Regions from separate parts of the Mus musculus genome. Here region 1 is linked to region 2. The links are chromatin loops, found by intact Hi-C in ENCODE. Cell type or tissue: left cerebral cortex. All regions are shown on one strand. Links, peaks and the distances in the headings refer to the core of each region. The heading gives the core; the rest is flanking DNA. Region 1 overlaps Tnr (tenascin R). Region 2 holds the start of 4930562F07Rik (RIKEN cDNA 4930562F07 gene).

Region 1 (8,331 bases), core at 285-8,284, 400 kb before region 2:
GCTGGGGTTAGGGCTTCTCTGTGCCTTTATGGGAAGATACACTTTAATTCATAGCACCAATATCGATTCAAGATCTGTATTGTCATTTGCTTGTCAGGCAAGGAATCTAAACCTCTGTGCATTCAGGTTCCACGGCTGTCACTTGGAGAAATCCCTCCTTTTCTTGAGACATGTCGAGTGCTGTCAGTTCTTGTCCTGCATTGTTTGGACCCCACAGACAGAGCTCAGGCTGTCAGGCTTGGCAGCCAGCTCCTGAGCCGCAGACTTAGGAGTGTGGAGTTCTACTTGTATAGGCACTTTTCTTTTAGCTTTGTTTTATGTTTGTTTGCTTTTGAACTTTTTAAAAGTAGATATTTTCTTTATTTACATTTCAAATGTTATCTGCTTTCCTGGTTTCCCCTCCAACCCCCCCCCCCCCCCCACCGCTCACCAACCCACCCACTCCTGCTTCCTGGCCCTGGAATTCCCCTATACTGGGGCATAGAACCTTCACAGGATCAAGGGCCTCTCCTCCCATTGATGACCGACTAGGACATCCTCTGCTACATATGCAGCTAGAGCCATGAGTCCCAGCATGTGTTTTCTTTGCTTGGTGGTTTAGTCCCTGGGAGCTCTGGGGGTACTGGTTAGTTCATATTGTTGTTCCTCCTATGGGGCTGCAAACCCCTTCAGCTCCTTAGGTCCTTTCTCTAGCTCCTTGATTGGGGACCCTGTGCTCCATCCAATGGATGACTGTGAGTATCCACTTCTGTATTAGTCAGGCACTGGCAGAGCCTCTCAGGAGACAGCTATATCAGGCTCTTGTCAGCAAGCTCTTGTTGGCATCCACAAGAGTGTCTGGGTTTGATGGTTGTATATGGGACAGATCCCCAAGTGGGGCAGTCTCTGGATGGTCATTCCTTGGAATCTAATCAAGCCCCAAGGAACTTGGGGATTGGGAGGAAGAGGAGGTTTTGTCCCAGGCCCTCAGCCTATCCACACCTGTCCTGCTGACTTGTGTTGTTTCTTCTCCTATAACAGAAAACTTGAGGCTGGTCAGGGAGTAGAAACTGCTTTCACTTTGAAGTTTAAGATGGCCTAGAGTAAGACACCAGCAACTGGTGGCGGCCTTTTTTCTTTATCACAGGAGGGCAGAGAGCATCATTCAGCTAACCTCAGAGGTGTCTGACACCACATCAAAAGTAGGGTGAAAAGGAACTGCATATAAAGGGAAACCCATGACATAATATTCAGAATATTGTTCTAATTTTGCTTTTGAAGCAAGAAAGAGGGTCCTTTTGATACCTCCCAGAGTTTGTGAATTTAATTGGCTGATGAGCCCTTTGGATAAGTCCTGCCCTGTAGGGTTGTCTGGTATTACTATGGTCTAGGACATGAACAGATCTCTAATTCTGATCCAAGCATGAGAATAGATGTAGATGGATGGATAGGATACATCACATCATCTTATCCGATCATTTACATTTTTCAATCTACAAAATGACAACCCAAGTGAAGTAAGGAACTTTGCCCTAAAGGTGTCAAAGCTTCTGTCATGGAGACAACTGAAGGCCTTGTTCTGTGTAAGCATCGGAACACCCACCACGGGTTCTCTTTTTACCCCCTCCTGGAGGAGAGGATTCCTTACACTTCCCAATCGACAGATTGTTTTTCAACTATAAATATCTGTTTTGGAGGAGGAGCTGGACAAGTGCAAATGCTTGACCCCAGGAAACCCCAATCCATCTGCTCATGGCTGCCAAAGATAGAATTTCTGACGAGCTAGGACCTGCTTCTCTGCCAAGAGACTTCATCGAGATGCCAAGGGAGGATCAGCTTCCTGTTTGGATGGGTCTGAGCTTCTGGGGCTTACTCAAGAGGCTTCTTCTCATGCAGCCACAGCACACACTCGGACATCCCTTGCCCTGAAGGGAGACCCTGGCCATACAGAAATCGAGGACCAGGCTCCCTGACTGTATGCTAGGGGATGTCACTGTCGCACTGAAGACCTATGCTATGCTTGGTCCTGCCTCACACCATGCGGGAGTTTCTATGAGTTTTTAAAAGGCAGCTGTCATGCTTGCTCCTCTGAGCTTTCAGATTTGATGGCTGGCCTGGCAGGGTTCCCATTTGGAAACCTGGAAGGACTTACCATCACTCAGAACCGGGCACCTTTCAGATCACTGTTTGTTTTCAAAGAAGACTTCCCGAGGATGTGAAACCCTTTGTTCTTCTTATAAAACTACCCAGACTCTCCCCATCCTCACTATGGAAAGACAGCACTATGAATTTAAATAAATCCACATGCTATAAGATGATGGGGGATCGGGAAAATATGAGCTCTCCTTGTTTTGACCCCCAAATACAAAATCCACCCCCCTCTCCTCTCCCTCTCTGATTGAAAATAAGAGTAGGTAAAATGTTATGGACATTTTGAGCCTACAAAATGAAACCTGCAAAGAAGATTCTTTGAAAGTGGGTAAAGAGTCCCACAAGCTTCCTTAGTTTGAGAGTTGCAGAAGGAAGAGAGCAGACTCCATGTGCCTGCCACGATTATAATGTGGTAAGACTGCTATTCTTGTGTGGCTCATTAACTAGCTTTAAAGATAATTCCAGGAGAAGTTCAAAGGATATATTGAGCAGTGGGAGAATCAGCCAAGGCATTACTTTGAATGACAGCTTTCCCTGGGTTTCCTGTAAAAAGTTAATCACATTGCATATGCAAGTAGACACCCCCAGGTGTACTGTCTAGCTTCATTCATTAATGATATTCATTTATGGCTTTTCTGAGCCCTTACCCAGTGTATCCCACCATGTCACGTGCTATGGGGCAGACAGCAAACATGGTCCTGTTCGTCTGACCCTTCGATCTTCTCAGAGGGGTTAGGTTGGAAAAGCACAAAACATATGACTGACATGGCAAGACTGAATTTGTCAAAATAATTCACCACACCTCAGAAACGAATGTCAAACTGCATTTTGCATCAGCTACCAGAACCACCTCTCCATTTTTTCTCCCCCCATAGTATCTGCCTGTCCAAATCAGTTTCTCGGTGTGAGAGGGTTCTGGGTCCACTCTATGAGAGAATGTCTGGAGGGTGGAGTTCTCTTCTTTGACTTTGTATTCTCTCTTTTATGCCATTCGGGCTTTAGCATCTTGCAAAAGGTTCTCTGGTGTGTCTAGGTTGCTATGGGGACCAATAACATCCTTAAAAACAGTAGTGGAAGGAGTTACAGAGACAAAGTTTGGAGCTGTGATGAAAGGATGGACCATCTAGAGACTGCCATATCTGGGGATCCATCCCATAACCAGCTTCCAAACGCTGACACCATTGCATACACTAGCAAGATTTTGCTGAAAGGACCCAGATATAGCTGTCTCTTGTGAGGCTATGCCGGGGCCTAGCAAAGACAGAAGTGGATGCTCACAGTCAGCTATAGGATGGATCACAGGGCTCCCAATGGAGGAGCTAGAGAAAGTACCCAAGAAGCTAAAGGGATCTGCAAGCCTATAGGTGGAACAACAATATGAACTAACCAGTAACCCCCTGGAGCTTGTGTCTCTAGCTGCATATGAATCACTGGAAAAAGTGGCCCATTAGTCGTGCAAACTTTATATGCCCCAGTACAGGGGAACGACAGGGCCAAGAAGTAGGAGTGGGTGGGTGGGGGAGTGGGTGGGGGAGCGTGTGGGGGACTTTTGGGATAGCATTGGAAATGTAAATGAAATAAAACCCAATTTAAAAATAAAGGAAAAAAAAACAGTAGCTGACCCTGGAAGGAGAAGTAAGAGGGGGAAAGAAAATGAATGGAAGGATAAAAGGCAGAACCTACCAGAGATAAGAATCAGAGTTATTTCCCAAAGAGGAAAGACAGTAGAAAATAAGGGATTTGGGAGTGGTACACTTTTCTCCTCTCTAGATTCATGGCTCTAGAAATCCACCCTGGCCTCTCAGTCTCCAGCCTTGCATCCTCCTGGTCATTTTACAAACCATCATTCAGAATTCTAACTTTATCCTGCTTCTCAGAACTCTCTGTGGGTTACCACGGAGGCAAGCAAAGTCCAAGCTCCCAACTTTGACCACTCATTATCCATACAAATTCCCTGCACCGTCTGCCCATTGCTGGACTTTTGAAACTTGTAGTTACCTAAATGCATTGTGTTCTTGGCCAAGCCTTCTCTTTTGCCTAGACTGCATTCCCTATCCACCCAAGGAACTCACCCACTCACCAGCTCCCTGCAGACTTTACCCCCTTCCCTTGACTCTTCCTCATCCCCACTGCCTATAGCACTCCCTAGTCCTTATAAAATGCCTTGTATTGTATGTTAGCTACACAATTATTGAATCTTAATTGCAAGAAGGTAAGAAGGAGGGAGGTAGAGAGGGAGGGAAGGAGGGATACAGAGGGGGAGGGGAGGGGAGGGGAGGGGAGGGGAGGGGAGGGAGGTAAAACAGGAAACAAGATTACTCCCTTTATTTTTTGGCCCAGATTAAACAAATGTTTATAACGAGTTGTCATGAATGATAGTTATATTCCTCACTTGAGACAGTTATCTGGATGAAACACTGAGTGGTGGTGGAGAGGCACATTATTTAATTTTCGAGATTCTGATATAACTACATTTCTCCCCCCTGTCCTCTCTCCAAACACTCCCATATGAGAGGCACTTCTTGACACTTGGTAGCACTACTGTGGGCAAGGGACTGGGGTGATAGCTTCAGTTCTTGGCAGGAGAGGAGAGAATTTTCTGCCCAGAAAGAACACAACTCCACTAAGGCTGTTGACCACCCTAGCCCTGGCTCCAGCATCAAAGACTGCAGAAGCCGTTCACCCTCTCTGCCAGCCACGGGGGCTGGCATCTCCTGACTGGCTCTCATTCAGGTGCCTCTCTGTAACAAGTGCAGAAAAAAAGTGGCAAAGTTCAGACCAGGTTTCCATGTGTTCTCATTCTAGCTTGGCTTTGGGGTCTCCTCACTAAGCCATGTCCTGGTGCCCTTTAGCATCCAGAGCCAGAGGCAGTAGGAGGCATGGCTAATCCTGGAGCCTCCCTCTCACTCATTGGTGGTCCAGCTGTGATGCAGTCATCTCCTTCCTCCCTGCTGGTCAGAGCATCTATCTGGGTAATGTGCTTATCTTTCTGCTCCTGTCATTTTCACCTTCTTTCCATTGCACTATTTGCACTGTTTATATTTTCTGTCTATTCTGTTTTATGGGCCCTTTCCATCCACAGCATCTATCCTGTTGCTACTGTGATCTATTTATATTCCTTGCAGTGGCTGACTTCCCTTTCCTTTTAAATCTCCTTTATCAATCTTGTTTACCTTCTCTATCAGCCCTTTCATCTTGCAATTATCTAGTTATCCATACAGCTAAACTGCCCTCCCTCTCCATCTCTGTCCTTAGCTTGTACTTGGATCTACTTGGAGCCTTCCTGCTTTATGCTTACCTCCTATTTCCTGCATTTGACCAGTGACCCCTGTTCAACTCCCTTGGGCAAGACATGCTCAGCTAGACACCCGCTGCTATAGACAGGAGATCTGAGTCCATTTACTACGAATAGCAGGAGCTGCTATGCCTTGGGTATCCTGTTCACACAAGACCCGGAGCTGGGTCTTCATTTCCTGTGTGCTGCAACATTTCTAGGCAATTTCCTCCCATGTTACCGAGGAGGGGTAGAGGCTCAGGGAGGTGAAGTGACTGGCTGAGGGTCACACAGTTAATAAGTGCAATATTGACAGCCCACTCCTAGTTATCTGCATGAGCAATGGCATTGATAATCTTTGCCTGCAGAAAAAAATGTAAAACTCATCCCTAATAGGCTTGGGAATACAGCATCTGGGGCAGCAGGTTTTCCTCCTGGTGCAGCTCTGCTGCAGCTGATAATCAAGCATGGGGCAAGAAAAGCTGATGTGTGGAATGTCAGTGCCGCAGATTCTGAAACCGTGAGATCCTATCATGAATGTGTCATAGAGGCAGTGTGGCTCTCTGCAGGGGAAAGGCCTGAATCATGGCTACCAGCCTCTGTGCCAGCCCTGCTGTCCCAAGCTCCCATCCCCAGTTCCGTGGCAGTTGCCATTCCACACAGCCATGCTGACCAAGCTTTCATATGGCGATAAAAGACACCTAGTACATGCCAAAGGATGGCACCCCAAGATTCCATGGCCCAGAATAAACCATGGAGAGATCATTGATCAGCCCCCAGTGATGATTCGTATTAAATGCTAACTTGACAGAATTTAGACTTACCTGGGAGATGGGCCATTGGACATACAGGTGTGTATGTGGGTGGATTATCTTATTTGTGTTAAGTGATGTGGAAATATCCATTTCTATTATGGTCAGGAGTATTTACTGACAAGGGATGCAGGCCTTCAGAAAATAGAGAAAACAAGCAGCGTGCATTTGCTGCTCTGTGTTCCTGATTGCACATTTGATATGACCAGCTTCTTCAAGCTCCTGGAGCCTTGGCTACCACTGACCATGACGACTGTATCACTTACCTGTGAGCCTGACTAAGCCCTTTCTCCCCTGTGTTGCTTTTGTTGGGGTATTTCATCTCAACACTAGGGCAAGAAACTAAGGCAAGACTCCCTTTCAATGTGTTAGATAGCAAAGAGATTCCAGAAAGGAAATGGGATGAGATGGAAGCGAGTGGATCAGGCCAATTAGAAGTCAATCAACAATCAATCAATTAATTAATCGAGCAAGCAAGCTTGGTGAGCTAAACAGGGATCAGAAGGACAGAGAAAATCAATAAAGAAAGGAAAGCTAGCACTATATGGGGGAAGCTAGTGAGTTCTCTGAAGGCAGCCTTCTGAGTTTTCCCCTATCAGGAAGAGTTGGCCAGTGTGCATGCCCCTCCCCCATGGCCCACCTGCCGTATGGAATACATGTTTAACTCTGAGCATGGACTTTCTTCCCTAACAGATTATGGCAACAGAGCCCCCTAATCATAATACATATAGTATACAGGAATAAATTGAAACCCCCCAGGGGGCGGCTTGCTTTCTTCCCTAATCACTACAGTTTTATGCTAAGCCTTAAAGGGGTTTGTGTAGTACAGAGGCAGAAAGCCCAGTCACTTACATAGAACAAGGCAGTGAAGAGTTAGGAACACATCCCAGCACTGACTGGGAGCACGGACGGGGTGGGGGAGGGGTCTTATCCTGGTATGAGAGATGAAGAAGGCTTGCTGAAGATGGTGGCATTTATGCTGGGTCTGTTAAAATACCGAAGAGAAATGCAGACATTTTAAATCAATGGACTTTAACAAGGTACAAGGATGTTCATGAAATATTCCCTAGCTTGGGGTGATGCACTGGGAATGTTGATAGAGGAGGAAGAGGAGGAAGAGGAGGAGGAGAAAGAGGAGGAGGGAAGTTGTTTTGTGTGAGGAGCTGATTTTGGGAAGTATACATTCTGCCTCCGTTGTGTCTTTGTAGCCACTGTGTTTGGCACAGCCATGGTTGGTCCTCCAAGAACACGTTCAGTTGTGTGTGATGCAATGACAGAAGTAACCATAAGGATGCAGATGCGGCTTTCTGAGGCCCAGCCAACAGTCACCGTGAAGCTGAGTGGCAAGGACCAGAACCCTGAAACTGAGAGCATTTCTCCCTATACGTTCCCCTCTCCTCCCAGCTTTCCAAACCCTCACCATCTGACTTTGTACCTCTTTCAAATGAAACAGGTTGCATATTGCTGAGCTGACAGAGGCTCCCTACCCAGACTAATAGAGCCCGCCACACGGAAGTAATTTCTTGTTAAACTTCTATCCAGTGAAATCCAACCACTGCACACAGCAGGCCCGGCTGTGCTGGTACTGCCAGCCTGCCACCGAGGCGCAAGGGAATAAAGGAAAATGCTTAGCATTAAATTTCATGTAAATCAGACTTTATTTGCTCTGGTGACAGGTTATTACCTTCTGCAGGGAACGAGGGGAGAAACGGCTGCCACTGAAGACAGAGTTCCCCCAGTGAGCTTCCATAGCAGCCTCTTGCAGCAGGCATGCCTAACTCACCTGCTTTGCCCCACCCATCCACTCTGCTACCTTCTCTGTAAATGGCCAGGGTCTACAGGCTCTTCTTGGCATAGAAGCCCTGCCTACACAGCCTTCCTGATGCTTCAGAGATGGTCACTATTTATGTGGACTTCCCCACTAAGGACATTGGGCACTCTTCACCTTGCTTTGTGGCTCAGTCTATCTCCCACCAAGAACATTCTATATAGCAATAAACTCATTCAGACTCAGCTCACTCCAAAGCCTCCAGTCTTGCCTTGCCACCCAGCCTTTGATACTCCTCCCTTTGAGTTTTGTTCATCTTTTACCCCTGGTCCACCTCTCTTGACTGA
Region 2 (8,331 bases), core at 265-8,264:
ACATTTGGACATTCTAAGACCCTGGTACAGTCCCCACTTCAGTATATATTGATACAGACATAGCTAGTGGTTTCTATATGCTTCTGACCTTTTGCCTATACCTGAAAGTTTAAAGTATGGCTCCAGATACACTCAAAGCTCTTTGCTTGCAATTCACGACAAGGTCCTCATTACCTCTAACAGATGTCTAATGTGGCCCAAGACCTCTCGGGGACATTACCCCATAACTACTCAGCAAGGTGCCCTTTTCTAAGCAGTGATGAACAGCTCTTGGCAGTGACTATGAGAAAGCTATGGAAACCCACATATTCACTTCACTGGATTGCAGGTGTGTACCCACGAGATGTAATATAGAGATAGAAAGCGTAAGGAGAGATGCCTCGCATGAGCTAGCTATAATCCGTGTGACCAAGGGCTTCCAGAAAGAAACCAAGTAAGATCATCCCAAGTCCAGTCTCATAACCATCACACATGCACACATACACTTGCACATGCACACGCATACACAACACAACACATACCAGAAGCAATCCTGTGTTGGTAGCAGTGCATAATGTATTGCCAGTGGGAGGTAGAAGCCATAGTTTAAATGAAAGATAAAACTATAAAGGTATCTGTTGCTATTTATGTTGATGCTCAGGCAAATGTCTTGTACACAGTAGGTACTCATAACTGTGGATGGATATGCAATGATGCTAAGGATAACTTGTAATACCTCACAATTCAACCTGAGTGACCTACTCTTTTAAGACACGCCATTAACTGCTACAGAAGGTGAGGCAAGGCATTGAGACCAGGGTTGATTGACATATGTGCCCTGTGGTACCTGAAGCCATGCCACTTTCTGAGTGGAAGAGAGCCTTTCCTCCCCAGTCAAAGAAAACAAATTGCTTGGCATTTTGATTGTATTGTGGCCATGTTACAAAGGCAGAGAATTCCCAGCTTGGAAGCGATTATACTCCAACGGCTCATTTGCACATCTACTGGGGAGCTCTATAAATATTGTCCCCATGGAGACCATTATAGACAGTAGAAAAATCACTGTCTAATTAATGACATAGCCAAATTATGACATTACAGCAGCAAGAAAAAAATTCCCAAAATTGATGAGACTGTATGAATGTAAAGTTGTACTCTACTTGCTCAGCTGGGCCACCTGGTACTCATGTCTACTCCCGATGTGCTCCAGGCCCTTGGAGGGTAGCTACCTAATGGTGGCTACCTGGGCCTTCTAGCAGACAGTCACATTTCACCCGCTCATCCTACATCACCTCAATGCCACTAGGCACTCAAGCCTTCCACCCTCAGGCCTCTTTGACCAAAGCAACACTTCCTGATTCTCTGCCCCCTTGTCACATAGGGAGCTGGTTGTGGATTACCTGGCTGTCCTCCGCATGTCACAGAATGACCAGTCTTCTCCCCTTCTCTGCCAATTGGTACCCACCAGATGCTCTTCCCACTTCTCTCAGTTGCCCTAAGACAGAAGACTTGGGGGTAGAGGTGAAGACACAGCAGAAATGGGATGTCAGATAACAGTCTGCAAGGATGGATCGCCGGAATCAGGGACCATACAAATTACACGGTTTCCGTGACAACTGGCTGCCAGTTTGAATTAAGACAGCAGTCAGTTGTCCCTGATTGCCATAACAAAGCCCCTGACTCTGGACACAAGTGTACCTACTGCTTTCTAACCAAATAGACTTGAGCCAGTTCCTGACATAAACCATCCAGAAAGGCAGTTCCCAGTTGCTTCTATATCCTGGAATCCCAACCGTGACTGGATCACCTCTTCCTGTCGCAGACTCTCCGACAGCCTTGATAGAGCACTTAGGATGATACAGGGCCCATGAAGTGATAGGCCCTCCCATAGACACCAGAGAGCAGAAGCCCAAAGTATTGCTTGGTGCCCTGTCGCCCTGCCTCACCCTGACAATTCTTCTCATATTACTGCTTCTCCTTGCATCATGCCAATTCATTCCTTTATGACTCTACAGACACTGTTTCCCTTGGTCTATTCCAGAGTTGCCACGGATACAGTCCTAGGGTAAGGTGCTTGGGACTTGTGCCTACCTGATCCATCTGGGGACAGTAAGTTCATGAAGAACCTAAGAGGCCCCAGGGGGCTGGAGGAATGGCTCAGCAGTTAAGAGCACTTGTTGCTTCTGTAGAAGACCCAAGTACCAGACATGCATGTGGTACACATGTATACATGCAGGCAAACCACTCATACACATAAAATAAATCTTTTTCGAAAATTTGAAAAGAAGATGCATAAAGAAGAGACCTTCTCAACTGGCATGGACTTGGGCATTGGGGTTGTCCCCACCCACACTGGACTTCTGGCCTGCCTTAGTCACACTCAGAAACAGTCAGAGGGGTCTTTATCCAGTGTCCAATAGACTTTTTTTGATTTCTTGGGAAGAGGAAAAAGAACAGGAAGATGTAAAGAAAAGCCAGTCACTTTTTCAAGAAATGAATCGCTCATATGAATGATCGAAGCTGTACAGTATTTGTCAGTGTTTTGTTTTCTGTAAAATTCAAATACATATAAAAGTTTATTTAAATAAATGTTTTGAAAATGAAATCCTCCTCGCACGTTGGATTGAGTCACTGGCTTACCGCTGAGATATTATTCTCACACAGAATTGACAGAAGCAGAGGCTCTTCCTGCCTGGTCCCTGGCCTCCTAGAATCTCAGGTCTGAGGACCAGAAATGTGGCATCTCTCCCTTCTACGCAAAGCAGGCGACTTTGGAAGCTGAACTGAGCAACAACGGCTGCAGAAAACATACTGATGTTCCCTGGCGACACTTAGAAAACATTTCTCCACTGAAGTCCATGTCTTTCATAGGAAAAGGAAGAAATAACCTTTGGGTTAATCTGGTGCTAAGAAACAAAGGACCAAGGGACACAGATACCTGTGTCTATGTGCATGTATTTATATAAGCACATTTATCCTTTTTCTAAGTCAACCACAACTTTGCCCTAGTTAGAAAATGAAATGACTTGGATGCTCTTGATTCCTTTCCCAACAATGCTTACCTAGAGTGCGGGCCAACAGAAACAAGATGGTGAAATGTTCCCGACTGGCACTGCCCAATCTGGTACTATTAGCCACATGTGGCTCTGTTCATTAAAATTAAATTAGATTAAAAGTCCAGAGCTCAATTATGCCAGCCATATTTCAAGCACTCAATAGCCACCCTATGGCTAGGAACACCACCCTGAATGGCAGAGGCTAGCATCTTGTGGAAAGAGTAATTCAGTGTTAGTGAACAGCTGCGCTGTTTAACGGAAGCTTGAGAAGGAAGACCCACGGCGCAGCTGCACACTTCCTGTCTTGCCCAAGGCAGGCTGTTTCGCAGTTTCGGCTGATCCTTCAGCTTTTCTCCTATCACTACAAAGCTATGACAACCAGGGGACAGAGTATTTTCATTCAACCTGCTATTCAAGTCTCTAGAATATTGCGAAAGTTTCTGATGCAGAGGAGGGGCCGCCCAGAGGCGATAGTGCAACTCCCAGGCATCTCATTGGCTCACCACCCTTCCAGCTCCATCAGCTCTGCCTGCTCAGGCTCACCCACACTCGGAGCGTTAGGACAGAGTTGCGCAATGCAACCATCCATTAGCATTCTCAACTGACTGGAGTACTCTGCTGCCTGCTTGCCCTTTGCCCTTAAGATTATTCTTGAATTCAAAGTCACAGGCACACAAGCTTGAACAGCAGCAGCAACAAAACTCCCTTCGGACAACTTACTGTATCGGTCATAGGTTCAACTTATTGAATTGTTTTCAGATTCCCATGGGGCCAAGCATCACGATTTATTCAGTAATGGCAGGGCATGCATATCAAAGGATTTTAGCTCTTTCGAGGTGCCAAGTCCACTGAGCCCATACTACAGTATTTGTCCTGAAGGGTCACAACTGGCCTAAAGGAACAAACCACAACCATATAACGTGTTTGTCACTTTCCCAGAGGGACACATCCACCAAGACTAGCATCAAGTCAGGCTGGCAAAGAGTTGCACTGGGTGAGCGGAGAAAGGATGCTATTGGCAGAATAGACGAGAGTCCCTGAGCACCGAGGGCTGGGGCTGAGGACTAGGGCTGTCCAGATCCTGGGACCCACACCAGTTCTCACATGTAATTTATGCCTGTGATGTTACCTCCATATTAAAACTTATCTTCAGAAATTAAATGGAGAAATACATAAAAAAAAAAAGAAAAACCACTTAGCACTGAGCCTGGCTTAAGTGCTCAAGTTAAGTGTCATTAATGAAGGAAAACCATGGTTTGTGTTCTAGAAATCAAAAAAGAAATGTATGGAGGAAGGCGTGGAATTACCCACACTCCAGCAACCTCCTTGTCTTTCACCAGCCTTTCTCTCTCTTCCACCCATGATCTGTCATAGTCCTCTTGACAATTCACAGAAAACCAGCCTTACAACAGGCTCTTCATATCTCCTAGTGAGGAAAAAAAGCATGCAAAAGTTTCGAATGCTGTTGGTGCAGAGGTCTCAGGTTTGGTTCTCAGGCCCTCATAGCAGCTAACAACCATCTGTAATTCCAGTTCCAGGGGAGCCAACATTCTTTTCTAGCCTCATGGGCACCAAGCATGTGCCTGTGTATATACATATACAAAGACAGAAAACACTTGGGCACATAAAATCAAATAAGTAATTCTAAAATAAATCTTTTTAAAACGTTAAAAAAGCTGGCAAGCCAAATATAATAAGAGCTAAAGTTTACAGGCTTCAGAACTATTCTTTGCTGTCTTTATATATAATTATATAGAAGTTTGTCTTCTATAAATGAGCAGGGTTTTATGAGCTAACCTGGTAACCTTATTTATATAACACTGGAACTGGAACTTAAAGTGTCCTCAGAAACAATTCACTCACAGGGGCATTTTAGGAAGAGTTTTGAAATATCCCTGGAACTTTCTACACACTGACCAGCCTAGCACACTGTGATAGAGAGGTTGCAGGCTAGACACAACCAAGAATGAGCTAGGCAACCCCTTCCAGGGGGTGCCTGCTTACCTGTTGTGTTAATCCAGGTAGAAACACTGCCGGAGAAACCACTAAGTGCAGGTTGGATGCTGACTTGGCCCCACTGGGTAACTCTTAAGACAGAGTTACCCAGGAAGGAACAGAGAAGTGGGGACCCTTCCAGAACCTCCCTTTGTGGGAGAGTCTCTCTTGATTTGAAAGGCACCTGATAAGACAACACTGCCATCTACTGGCAAGAGTGGATATAGCAGCCTGCTTGCCCCAGACTGCAGGCGCCAACCTGATTGATTGGTTCCCATCATCTCTGTTGATCCTCTCCTTGACCCTGGTGGAAGACCTAAGGTAGTGAAGACATGTAAGTTTTTTGGTTTTTTTTTTAAATGGGAGGACCTTTTCTAATAACTAAGTTTCACCAGCAGCTTTTCACCACGTTTTCTTCTAGTTCTTTGCATGCCTCCTTGTCTGCATGCTCTCTCTTTGCACAACCCACACCTAAATTGTGTGTGTGTGTTTGTCTGTCTCTGCCTCTCTCTCTTTATTTTCTTCTGTTTCTCTCTTTCTCCCCCTTCCTCACTCTCTCCTGCAGTATATTCCAGCTTCAGTAGCCCTTGAATCCCCAATAATTGTAAGTTATAAAACGGAACACTCAAACTCAACAAACACAAATGCCAAGCCATTTCCAGAGGTAGCAGCCGTGACACATAAACATCTTCAAGCTCTGTGGTCACAGGCTGGCCTCTGAAGCCAGTCCTCCCTCACTCCTGCTGATTCTATAGATCCCCTTCTGACACAGACCAAGGGACTCAGTACTACTTGGAGAACTATTACAGCAGCTGTGAGCTGGTCTGCGAGCCTCCCCACTTCCCCCTAGACCACACCCCTTGTGGATGGGCAAGGGGCACAGACAGAAGGAATGACTTCTGACTTTCTGAATCACAGTGGAGTAACTATGGCTGACAAGGACTAACTGTGTATTCCAAAGCAACCGGTAGAGAGGTCTATGCATGTTCTCCACACCAAGGTATGATATATGTCAGCAGTGATAGAGATGCCTGTCACCTGCGCTGACCACTTCACATATACGTGCATATTGGAATGGCATGCTTTACCCCACAGATTTGTGTCAACCAAAGATAACACAAGGGCCGGGAGATAGCTCCGTGGAAGAAGTGATTGCTACTCAGGTGTGAGGACTTGATGGTTGGGCATGGCAGCCCCACCTGAAGTAAATCCTTATACTCTGGAGACAGAACAAACTGGCTGGCTAGACTGCCCACATCGGCGAGTTCTGGGTTCAGAATAAGAGCCTGTCTCAGGAAATGAAGTAGAAAGTAGCAAAAGGAGACCCAGGGTAATGTCCTATATACACACTTGTCCATACATGTGAACACACATGCACACGCATGCATACACACACAATTTTCTAAGTAGTTTTCAAAATCCCCACTCTGTGGCCCTCCTCAACCTGTCACCAAACTAATATTTCCAAAATACAAGCCTCCCGTGTCACTTCAAGGTTTCGAAGCCTCTGAGAGCTCTCCGCCATTCAAAGGCTTATGTGGGAACAATGACTCTCACCCCTGAGTTGATGTTAGAGGCCCCTGGGGAACTTTGAAAAGCTCAGGTGCGTAGAACTCACTAGAGACCCACTGGAATGGGACCTGTGAAGGGGCAATGAGCAGAAGGACACACATCAAAGCTCATGCTGGCTCTGAATGGCAATGTGACCTGACAGCCATTGCAGCAATGACCCCCTGCCTGTCCTTCCCACTGGCTCCCTGGGCTCCTCAACCACTGAGAAGCCACACTGCCTCCCCCATACTGTCCATGTGCAGCCTGGCTCTCTCAGATGTCTGGCTGCTTCCCTCATGACTCAGTCTGTCTTTCTATGTGGGACTGTGATGGGCAGCCTATTTTGGTTGAATGGGGCTTGCTCCAGTGACCCAATAGAGAAATCTACAAGGGACAGAAAGGCGAGCCACATTCACAGAATCAGGTGTCTGTCCATAATTCTGTGACTAAGTCACACCAACAATGTCCCAAGCTTCTGGCATTCTGACTAGACTCCACCCCACAGTTACCTGACTATAGCCTAGGTACGCTCCTCCCCACAGTTACCTGGCAACAGCCTGATAGCCCAGCCCACTATAAGAGGGGCTGCTTGGCCCCCTCCTCACTCTCTTAAGCCCTCATCTTTCTTACTCTCTAGTTCTCTTTCTCTCTTTCCCTTCCCCCCTCTCTTCACATGGCCATGGCTGGTCTCTCTCTCTTTCTACCTTCCCTCCTTTCTCCCTGCCTTTCTACAATAAAGCTCTAAAACCATATGTCTCTAATTATCAAGGCCTGCCGTGCTTGAAGGATGGGATGGGCCGAGTCTAACATCCCGCCAGAAGGCCATCCTGTGCTCCAGCCACAGACCTGACCAAGGACTCTCACCCTTGTGGGAACCATCCAGCGCCCCTCCCCCTGCCCATTCCTCCCCTCATCTCCAGGGCCAAGTGCTGCTGGGGCCCCTATTCTGTTCTCAGCTCCTCCACCATATCCAGCGTGGGATACCAGAGGCTGAGAACCTGGTACCTGGGGCTGCCCCTTGTCCACCACCCGCCATTTGGGGTCAGTGGCTTAACACAGCCAGATGCCCACCCAGGGCCATGTGAAAAGCAGTCCACCCGCATCTGCCTGCCCAGAGCACCGGAACTCCCTTTCCCCCACACCCACGGCCCTGCATTTCTAGATCTGATGCCATCACTACAGCCCCCTAAAGCCTTTGTGGTGGGATTAGATGCACACACACACACTCTCTCTCTGTCTCTCTCTCTCTGTCTCTCTCTCTGTCTCTCTCTCTCTCTCTCTTAGTGACTCACTTTTTCCTTAAACCACCACCGTCCTGACTTGTTTTCTATCTTCCAGAAGTTCTAAGAGTTGACCAGGGCCAGTAGCTTGGTTGCTCCTCTCTGCCCTGTGTATGCACAGAATAGATAACACTTTGGAAACTTTACCGCTGTTTGTAGGACAGATGCTCTGCTCCTGGCTTCTAGTGTATCCTCACTTCTCACGTCCCCTTTCACATTGGGCCATCCTGAAGCATGGGATGGCCTCCTTTAAGCTTGGAATAAACTGCTGGATGGACCATGCTAGAGCAAGGGGCAGCATGCAGGAAGGGTGGGGGCTGGGATGTTGCCCACTCTATAAACACTCTGAAATGAACTTCCCAGATTTCCTTTTCTGCTCAGAGTAAACTATTTGAAGGTCAGCTGAAATTTCTCCATGGCAACAAAGGACCTATAAGCAAAAAGATGCTAAAACAGCTTCAGTCTCCCAC

Evidence for each region. Peaks named below come from ENCODE experiments on the same cell type or tissue, not always from the same donor. Only the 100,000 strongest peaks of a DNase experiment are listed, where the experiment ranks them.
Region 1: a loop joins it to region 2, with 2.5 times the contacts of the local background. A loop is called at or near these places in 4 of 42 quality-filtered maps.

What each region holds. Positions count from the first base shown.
Region 1 is chr1:159,676,643-159,684,973 of GRCm38, forward strand. The region is part of intron 1 of Tnr (tenascin R); the gene reads left to right. Among named protein-coding and RNA genes, the nearest start is that of Gm31348, 100 kb to the right of the region's middle. In left cerebral cortex, for the core only: no CTCF peak of the experiment used is centred there; DNase peaks (open chromatin) are centred at 1,751 and 4,775.
Region 2 is chr1:160,076,004-160,084,334 of GRCm38, forward strand. It overlaps 4930523C07Rik (RIKEN cDNA 4930523C07 gene), which reads left to right. Exons shown (of 3, transcript NM_001162896.1): 3 at 1-2,584. 4930562F07Rik (RIKEN cDNA 4930562F07 gene) reads right to left here and starts at 1,982. Exons shown (of 3, transcript NR_038031.1): 1 at 1,926-1,982; 2 at 1,380-1,487. In left cerebral cortex, for the core only: a CTCF peak has its summit at 5,250 (motif pointing left); DNase peaks (open chromatin) are centred at 5,238 and 6,864.